Regions from separate parts of the Homo sapiens genome. Here region 2 is linked to region 1. The links are chromatin loops, found by intact Hi-C in ENCODE. Cell type or tissue: heart right ventricle. All regions are shown on one strand. Each heading gives the region's core, and the rest is flanking DNA. Links, peaks and the distances in the headings are about the cores only. Region 1 overlaps TM4SF4 (transmembrane 4 L six family member 4). Region 2 overlaps LOC107986045 (a long non-coding RNA gene).

What was found. Hi-C counts contacts between places; a loop is a spot of excess contacts. Peaks named below come from ENCODE experiments on the same cell type or tissue, not always from the same donor. Only the 100,000 strongest peaks of a DNase experiment are listed, where the experiment ranks them.
Region 2: a loop joins it to region 1, with 5 times the contacts of the local background. A loop is called at or near these places in 24 of 110 quality-filtered maps.

The regions. Positions count from the first base shown.
Region 1 is chr3:149,477,936-149,482,325 of GRCh38, forward strand. All of the region lies in intron 2 of TM4SF4 (transmembrane 4 L six family member 4), which reads left to right. Among named protein-coding and RNA genes, the nearest start is that of TM4SF4, 5.4 kb to the left of the region's middle. RefSeq lists an enhancer at 2,467-2,761. In heart right ventricle, for the core only: CTCF peaks have their summits at 2,665 (motif pointing left) and 2,877; a DNase peak (open chromatin) is centred at 2,626; H3K27ac peaks cover 1,642 bases.
Region 2 is chr3:148,953,546-148,957,935 of GRCh38, forward strand. LOC107986045 (a long non-coding RNA gene) reads left to right here. Exons shown (of 3, transcript XR_001740565.2): 3 at 2,037-2,543. Among named protein-coding and RNA genes, the nearest start is that of GYG1, 36 kb to the right of the region's middle. RefSeq lists an enhancer at 3,966-4,390. In heart right ventricle, for the core only: CTCF peaks have their summits at 2,107 (motif pointing right) and 4,307; DNase peaks (open chromatin) are centred at 2,131 and 2,655; H3K27ac peaks cover 1,087 bases.

The DNA of each region.
Region 1 (4,390 bases), core at 211-4,210:
ATCTAAAATTTCACACCTGGTGCTGAGTAAAAGGCTAAAGACTGGCTAATATAAAAATAAGGGATCTTTTGTTTGCTTGATTTTTGTTTTTAGGTTTACATATAACCACAGTGAGAAGTGAGATAGCATTCTAAGTATTACACAAAACTTGGTTTTTAAAATCAGATGTAAATGAAATCCAAGATGAAGGCAAAAAAAGTTTGTCTTTTTGTTGTTGTTGTTTGTTTGAGATGGAGTTTAGCTCTTGTTGCCCAGGCTGGAGCGCAATGGCGCGATCTCGGCTCACTGCAACCTCTGCCTCTTGGGTTCAAGCGATTCTCCTGCCTCAGCCTCCCAAGTAGCTGGGATTACAGCCATGTGCCACCATGCCCAGCTAATTTTGTATTTTTAGTAGAGATGCTGTTTCTCCATGTTAGCCAGGCTGGTCTGGAACTCCCAGCCTCAGGTGATCCACCCACCTCGTCATCCCAAAGTGCTGGCATTACAGTCATGAGCCACTACACCTGGCCGGAAAAAAAATGTTTTTATAAGCACATTTCATTAAAAAAAATTTTGAGTCAATAGGATCTGAAATATTTGGGCTTCCCAATATAGGTTGTCTGTGGGGGCTGTCTAAGCCTCCATGTGGAACCTGCCCTTGGCATGAATTGAGGATAACTCCTCCAAATGACCAACTGACCATCCAAATCATGAGGCAGTGTCCATCAAAGGACCAGCTGTGCCAGATTGTAAACCAAGGCACCTAGCACGGCTGCCCTGGGCCAGGGTCGACCACATGCTGGGTAGCCAGCAGAAGGATTTCTTGTCTTTGATTTTTTTGTTTTGTTCTATTTTGTTTTTTTGAGGCGAAGTCTCGCTCTTGTCCCCCAGCAGGCTGGAGTGAGATGATGCAATCTCAGCTCACTGCAACCTCCACCTCTTGGGTACAAGCAATTCTCCTGCCTTAGCCTCCCGAGTAGCTGGGATTACAAGTGCTTGCCACCATGCTCGGCTAATTTTTTTTGTATTTTTGTTAGAGACGGGGTTTCACCATGTTGGCCAGGCTGGTCTCGAACTCCTGACCTCAGGTGATCTGCCTGCCTTAACCTCCCAAAGTGCTGGGATTACAGGCGTGAGCCACTGCGCCTGGCCGATTGTTCTGTTTTTTAATCAGCTCCCAATTTTTAAAAATTCAGAGAGAGAACATTTTTTCCCCAAGAAATAAAAAATTAATCTGGCACCCCTAGCCTGCATTTTGGCACAACAGCACCCTTCACTGGGCCTGGCTGAGCTCCACAGGGCCCACCCTGGCTGCTCTACTCAGTTAGGGTCCCTTCCCTGCCCCTAAGACCATTGAGCTCATGCCCCCTGCTTCAGACTCTTGTTTGCTTAATGTTATGTTCTAAGGCTTTGGAGCATCAAACAATAATCATTTCTTTTTCTTTTCTTTTCTTTTTTTTTTTTTTGAGGTTATTGGGGGGTCTCACTATGTTGCCCAGGTTGGTCCCAAACTTCTGGAACTCCTGAACTCAAGCAATCCTCCCCACTCAGCCTCCTGAGTAGCTGGTGCTACAGGTGCTCACCACCTCACCTGGCTAATCATTTCTCCAAAATGAGGTATTTGCATTTTGTCAGACAAGAAGCAAAAACTGCAGACTAATTTGGGGAGAACTAAACTGCTGAAGTTCTGAATTATTTTCCAAAGGCTCACGCATTCCCCTCCAGGCCCCAGCTCCTTCGGGGACACGGGGCTTCTGTGGAGCACTGCAATAGGGAGCATTGCATAGGAAGCCCTGCAGGTGGAAAGGCCTGTGAGGCAGACACAGACTGGGCCACCAGCTGCTGGGCTGAATCCTCTGTCCTCTCTACAGTCTGCTTTCTGTCATTTATTTTCCCGGTTCCTCTCTCTCTTCTCTCATCTGCATTATATCTTTCTGGAACATTCCCCAGAGGCCAACTGCACCATTCTCTTCCCTTTCCTCGGGTAGCAAAACCAAGTAGGAGATAGGAGAAGCAGGATGTGGTGGCTGCAGAGATAAAGCAAGACAATAAGCTGGAAAGAATCTTGGATCACCTGATTCATAGTTTCTTGGTAAAGCCGAGAAAATGGCTCTCCTCTGAGGCAGAGCAAGACTGAAGCTGAGCTCCAAAGGCCTGCGCTCTTTCAAATAAATTAGGCTAAAGGAGAGCCGGGAAAAGTGAGCCCTGGAGCAAAAATAGTAAGAACCCCGGCCTGGGTTTGTTTTCAGGTCACAGCTTCTTCCTCCCAAACCCGAGATTCCCAGTGGCTTCTTGGCAGCATGTCGGTGGCTGGTCAGCATCTCTTGCCCTCTAATCCTTCTAAAAAATGGATCTCTTGGGGCGCAGTGGGGGAGCAAATTAATTTTGTCAACTCGTTTATGTTAAGTACGTATTTTATTAAGAGCCTTTTGTAAATCTTGGATTTGACTCAAAGGAGTGTCTTTAATAATGAGACCAAAGGTAGACTGATGAGGATATGTGTTGGGTAGGCATGTATTTCACCATCCTTAAAGCATATTAGATAGATCAAGGCCCGCCCCACCCACAGGCAGGGCCAGATGATCAACCTCCCTGTTTTGAAGAAAGGTCTTGGTCAGGTCCTAATGCGGTCTGTGTGTTGTGGTCAGCACTTCTTCCCGTGCCTGGCTCATCAGTGCCCCCTAGAGACACCTCCTGAGTGAGCGTTTCTGGGGACTCCCTCTTGCAGAGGTCCTGCAGGCCAAAAGCATCCCTAATCTACCTCCTCATTCCTTGGAATGACAGCCAACTTGAGGAATATTTTAGAAAGACATTTCCTTTAGAGAAATGGAATATATTGAAAGAAAAAAAAATAAAGTATGGAATTTTATTTCTTCTTTTTTCCAGATGTTTTCTCCCTAAGCTCCTATTTTTATTCTACTTCTACATATTTTATTTTATTTTTATTTATTTATATTTTGAGACAGAGTCTTGCACTGTTGCCCGGGCTGGTGTGCAAGAGGTTGGCGCGATCTCGGCTCGCTGCAACCTCCGCCTCCTGGATTCACGCGATTCTCCTGTCTCAGCCTCCCGGGTAGCTGGGATTACAGGCGCCGGCCACCACGCCCAGCTAATTTTTTGTATTTTTAGTAGAGACTGCATTTCACTATGTTGGCCAGGCTGGTCTCAAACTTCTGACCTCTTGATCTGCCTGCCTTAGCCTCCCAAAGTGCTGGGATTACAGTAGTGAGCCACCACGCCGGCATCTTCAGTAAATATTTTCTATGCTTCAAAATCCTCTGCTACAAAATGGATCCTGGCAGTTACTGTCTCTCATAAGGATGTTGTAAGTTCTAGGGGAAGATTTTGCAAGCATTTGGTGTAAGGGAAGTACCAACTAAGTGCCTAGGGTATGGAGGACACATAGATCCTCAATAAGTACTTGCTGGATGGATGAAGTAAGTGAACACCTAGGAGAGGAAACGGGCTTCCATATTTATCACACTCAATCCTCACAATAACCCTGTGAATTCAGCATTAAACTCCTCATTTTATAAATGAGGAAACTGGGGCTACTGCAAGTTAAGTTTCTGACTGCCACTTCCCCCACTCCCTTCCCAAGCCTAGCACAGGCAAAAAATAGAGGATATTAATTTTTAAGAAGAAAAAACACTTCAGGTAATCTCTATTCCTCCTTACTAAGGAGGAATGTCCATGCCCTAAGGACATGCTTTGGCCAACATAAGCACCTACATGACCCCAGGACACACCATGTGTGGAGACAGCTGGGATCTGATGGTACCTGTCTGTCTCCAGAGCCCAACAGAAAGGGAGATCTTCAAGCTGGCAATTGGTGAGTTAGAGGACATATGATCTCAGGCCTTCTTATCTACTCTTTCAAGGGAAACATTTGCAGTGTATGCTATATACATTTCTTTAACCATGTGAGCAGAATATGTGCACTGAGCAGCTGCGAGGGAATTAGCCCGTTGAATTTTTTCTCTCCAGAGTTATGCTCTCTGTATTTGTGGAAAGTAAGTGTGTGTGAGGATATGATAACAAAAATACTATAATATAATAATGACATTGATCAAGTGCTTGTTAATGTCATGGGAAATTATCCAAACCTTGGGAACAGGAAAAATAATTCTAGGTGTCCTATCAGTGAGGCACTGGGGATTACTAGCAGCCTATCCCACGTGGGGATGATCTGATTTTCGAGAGGTGTGTGCCTTTACTAATTAGGCTATCTTACATATTATCTGTAAGGCAGGTACTTATTAATGAGCCTTATTTTACAGAAGAAGAACTGGAATAAAAAAGATTAACTTCCCAAGATCATGAGGGAGGAACCAGAACTCAGATCCAGATCCATCTGCCTGTAATCCATACCTTTGACAACAACACAGTAGTGTCCTTCTTCACCATTTAT
Region 2 (4,390 bases), core at 308-4,307, 520 kb before region 1:
ATAAAATAGAATTAAAAACTGAAAGGGTAAGTTGAAACAGAGGTGAGGATCCCTTGCCCCCTCGCTGCTCATTCTCCATGAGGCACCTCCAAGGAGCACACTATTAATTACTTTAGAGATAGAGAAACTGAAGCTCAGAACACATACATTGCTCATTCTGGAACATCACCCATGAATGACAGAGCCAATGGAACTCAGGAGCCTTCACCCTGTCCCGTCAGTCTTGCCGCTTCCCTCACTGGTTGCTCCTCACTGCCATTTTGAGCATTATGTTTAACTGATATCCTTGATCTAGCAACTCTGCTCCTACCAAAAAAAAAAAAACGGAAGCAGAATTGAAAAGCTCAATTGCCTGCCATCTGTGTATATGTACAGCCCTTGTGTCTCCAGCCACAGTTGGTTACTGAGACTAGCTCAGAACTGAGCAGGCTCAGAGCTACATTAAGCCTCTGTTCCTCCAAGTCCATTTGAGATTTTTAATTTCAAATCAGAAAAACAGTGCCTACATCAGTGTTTCTCAGGGTGTAATCTAAGAATTTTGTGGATACCTCTCGCTCCAAAGCCCCCTTAGGAATTCTTGAGTTTAGAAGATATTTTTGGACAAGGTATAGTGAACCAAAGCTGGAACCTAGAAATAGATGTCCTATGAGAAAGAAAGCTTATCAGTTCTAATTTAAAAGTTAGAAGTCCTTTCTTTAGTACATGATTGAGAGTTAAAACCAATACTGGAAAAAGAAATGAAAAAAGCGACCAGATTTATGCAGATAAATTTGCATAGGCAGTTAAAAATAAAATAAATATTTTAAATAAAGTAAAATAAGCAACACCATATATACCTGATGAGAAGCATCCCCTAAAATATCACTGACATGTTTTATCTGAATTTATAGCCAAGAGATGGACACAGGAAGACTGCTGTAGCTCACAAATGAATTCTCTCTTTCCTCTCTGCCTCCCATCTCCTTCTCCTACTTTGTATTAAAGCTTTTCTTATGCAAAAGATCCAGGACATAGAAGAAAACAGAAAATTTCATTAACAAATTTTCTAAAATAAAACAAAATACAACCTTAAAGGCCATTGGGACACTAAGTAACATCCTGAGCTGTATATATGCAAGATTATGGGTTAGAGCCCACAGAGAAAAGTCACAAGAGACCAGAATGGAAGAATGATTTCTGGAGAGTCTCATGAAATATAACTCTCCCTTTATATGGAGGAAAATTGTTTCTATTGAATCTATGATTTCTAGCAAACCCCACACAGAATTGTGCATTGGTATTCCACAATTAAAACCAATTTTAATTACTTGAAGCTAGATATATAGAGCCTCTCAAAATGTTCCTTGTAAAAGAAAATTTTTCCCTTGACATAGAAAAAAAAATGGAGAAAACTGACATATTTTCATGTCCCTTTTAGATCTAAAATTATTTTTGGGGTTTAGTAGAAGAAATATATTAAACCCATCACGATTTGCTCATCATAGAGCCCTGGATCTAGTACATAAAGAGATGTGACTGTTACAGGAACAATTCGAGTTGAGGAGGCATTGATTTTTCTCACATTTGGGCTTGAATAACCAAAGAAATTCCTTCATGTCCCCCTATAACCACCTGTTCACATCTCAGTTATTTGTCAGCTGATGTTGTAATTTTCTGTTACTCATCTATATTTCCCACGACATTCTTAGCAAAGGCAAGGGCTGTATCTCATTTATGATCTTGGAGGGCCTAGGAGAATGCTTGGCCCTCAAATATTCAATAAATTGAGTAGGCACTTAATAAATGGCATAGAAACAGAAGCATAAAAGTGACCAGACGAACCCATTGCAACACCCGTTCCAAGCTCTGAAATGCTACTATTTTTACCTGTTTTTCTGGATTCGCAAAAGGCTAAGTGTAAATCCCAAAGAAAGTCTGGGTCCGAAATTTCAGAAAATATGGCCAAGTAAGAATTAGAACTGTGGAAGGGGTTCTAGAAACACTGGGTGAAATGAATGTATCCTCAATGGTATTTTTTTGCTTTTTTTCTTTGCTAGTTTATTTCATCAAAAAGATCGGAAGCCTAAAAACAGCATTGTTAGGGAACTGGCAGCTCAAGACAAAGAAGCCGAACCAGAAGAGGGCACTCTTACCACAGAGATTTACAGCTAATGGTTTTTTTTTTTTTTTTTTTTTAATGTTTGCCCCTCAGCAGGGCCAACAGAGAAAGCAGGACATTCTTTCCTAAGGAGCTCATAACTCTCCCAGCCAAGCAAGAAGGAAAAGGCAAAACACCAAGGGTGAAAACTTAGCAGAGAATGCCAAAGGCAATGACCGTGCTCTCTGACCATCACACGCTGGAGGCAGAGCTTTATATGGTTCTCAAAGGATTGTTTACCTCCTCCTCACTAAACCTTAAAAAAAAATGTATTCCAAAAACGAATTACACCAAGCCAACCCACATTACTCAGTCTACGAAGCCAACCCACATTCTGGCCTGTACTGCCTTTCAACTCTTCCTATTTCCACTTGCTGGAATAAATCATTTCACTCTAGGGCCAAAACAGGTTTGATTTCATCTGTCAGAGGCCTGTAACATTAAGCGGCAGTGTGGTGCTTGTTAGAGGAGGAGCACTTGTATTCTCCCGGATCCCCTGTGGAACCGCCTGGGCTTCTGAGCTAGGGAAGCAGATAAACCCTGTCCCTGCCTTCACCCTTCTTTGGGGACAGTTATAGGCTGACGGTCTGAACTTTGGGAGAGACAGGACTTCGGTTATCCCTCTCCACTGAGGGCTGCCACCGCACACAATTGATCCAGAGATTGGGAGATGGGTAATCCATCTCATCCTGTCCCTAAAGCCCTGTCTTCCGCAGTCAGCTCTGTTTGAGGACTTCATTTGTGTACTGGTCCAAAATGTGCCCTTCTCCTAGCCTGTGTATGACTAGGAGACTACTTCAACTTCCTTGCCCACAATTCTTCTCATTGCTTACTCTAGCCAGACCGGCCTCTATGTTGTTCTTTGAACACAATTGTGTTCTTGCCTCAGGGCCTTTGCACTTTGATTGTCCCTCTATCTAGAATTATATTCTCTCAGATACCACATGGTTCACCCTCTCGCTTTCATTCAGGGTTATGCCCGAATGTCATGCCTTCCCTGAGCACGCACATCTACACTAGCACCCACAGTATTACACTCTATCCCGACACTGCTGTATTTTCTTCATAGCACTCCTCACTGCCTAACGTTGTTATAAATCTAATCATCTATTTCTGTCAACTCCGCAAAGGCAGAGACTGACTTCTATTTGTCCACAATTGGATCTGCCGTGCCTCGACACAACGGATGTTCTCAGTAAACAGAGAATTAATCAATTAAAATATATCTTTCAGCCCCTGGGTTCCCTCTTCCAGCTTCTCAGGTACTCCTCATTCACTCCAGAATTAAACTAAATCCTATGGCGTGGCATTCAGGGCTCTGATCAGACCCTGTCCTCCCTTTCTGGCCCTGTCTCCGATTGCACACCCTCCACCTGCAACGTACCCTGGAACTCCAGTCAAACCTGGATTACCATCCACTTTCATGCCTGGATGCCTTTGCTCCTGCCCTTCATTCCCTCACCACTTGCTGAAATCCTCCTAATCTCTGAACACCCATCTGACACGCTCACTCCTCACAATGAAGAGGCATTGTCCCTCCCATCCCAGCCACAGACAGTTCTTCTGTCCTCCAATGCCAGTTTGTACATCACTTGTATGATGCCCTCTGTTACAAATTATTTCTCTCTCTAACTTTCTCTGCCAGTAGACAAAGTAGAGGAACAGGATAATTCGCTCTTTTAACTTCCACACATAGAGCAGGGGCCTCGACACAGATAACCTCAGAAGCTAGGCACAAAGTAAGTGAGGTGCATGGCTGGCTTCATCAGCTCAGGCTGCCATAACAAAATGGCACGGACTGAGTAGCTTAAACAACACAAACTTATTTTCTCACAGTTCTGGAGGCTGGAAGTCCAAGTTCAAGGTTCCATCAAGGTGAGTTTCTAGTGGGGCCTCCCTTCCTAGCTTGTAGCTACCTTTTCACTGTTCCCTACAAGGTCTTTCCCCTGAATGCATGCAGAGAGAGAGCTCTCTAGTGTCTCTTCCCCTTACCCTCGTGACCTCATTTAACCTTAATTGCTTCCTTGAAGGCCCTATCTTCATTCAAATCAGTCACTATGGAGGTTAGGGGTTCAACATGTGAATGACAGGAAGTGAGGACACAACTCAGTCCTCAACAATAGGCAAGGCAGGACTCAAAGGAACTGGAGGGGAGTCCCCCATCCATAGGGGGAGCTGCTGCTCAGCTCCAGCACATGGTTCCAGGCCTGACATGCAAGCCCACTATTCCTAAACCGCCAGTTTCACAGAAGC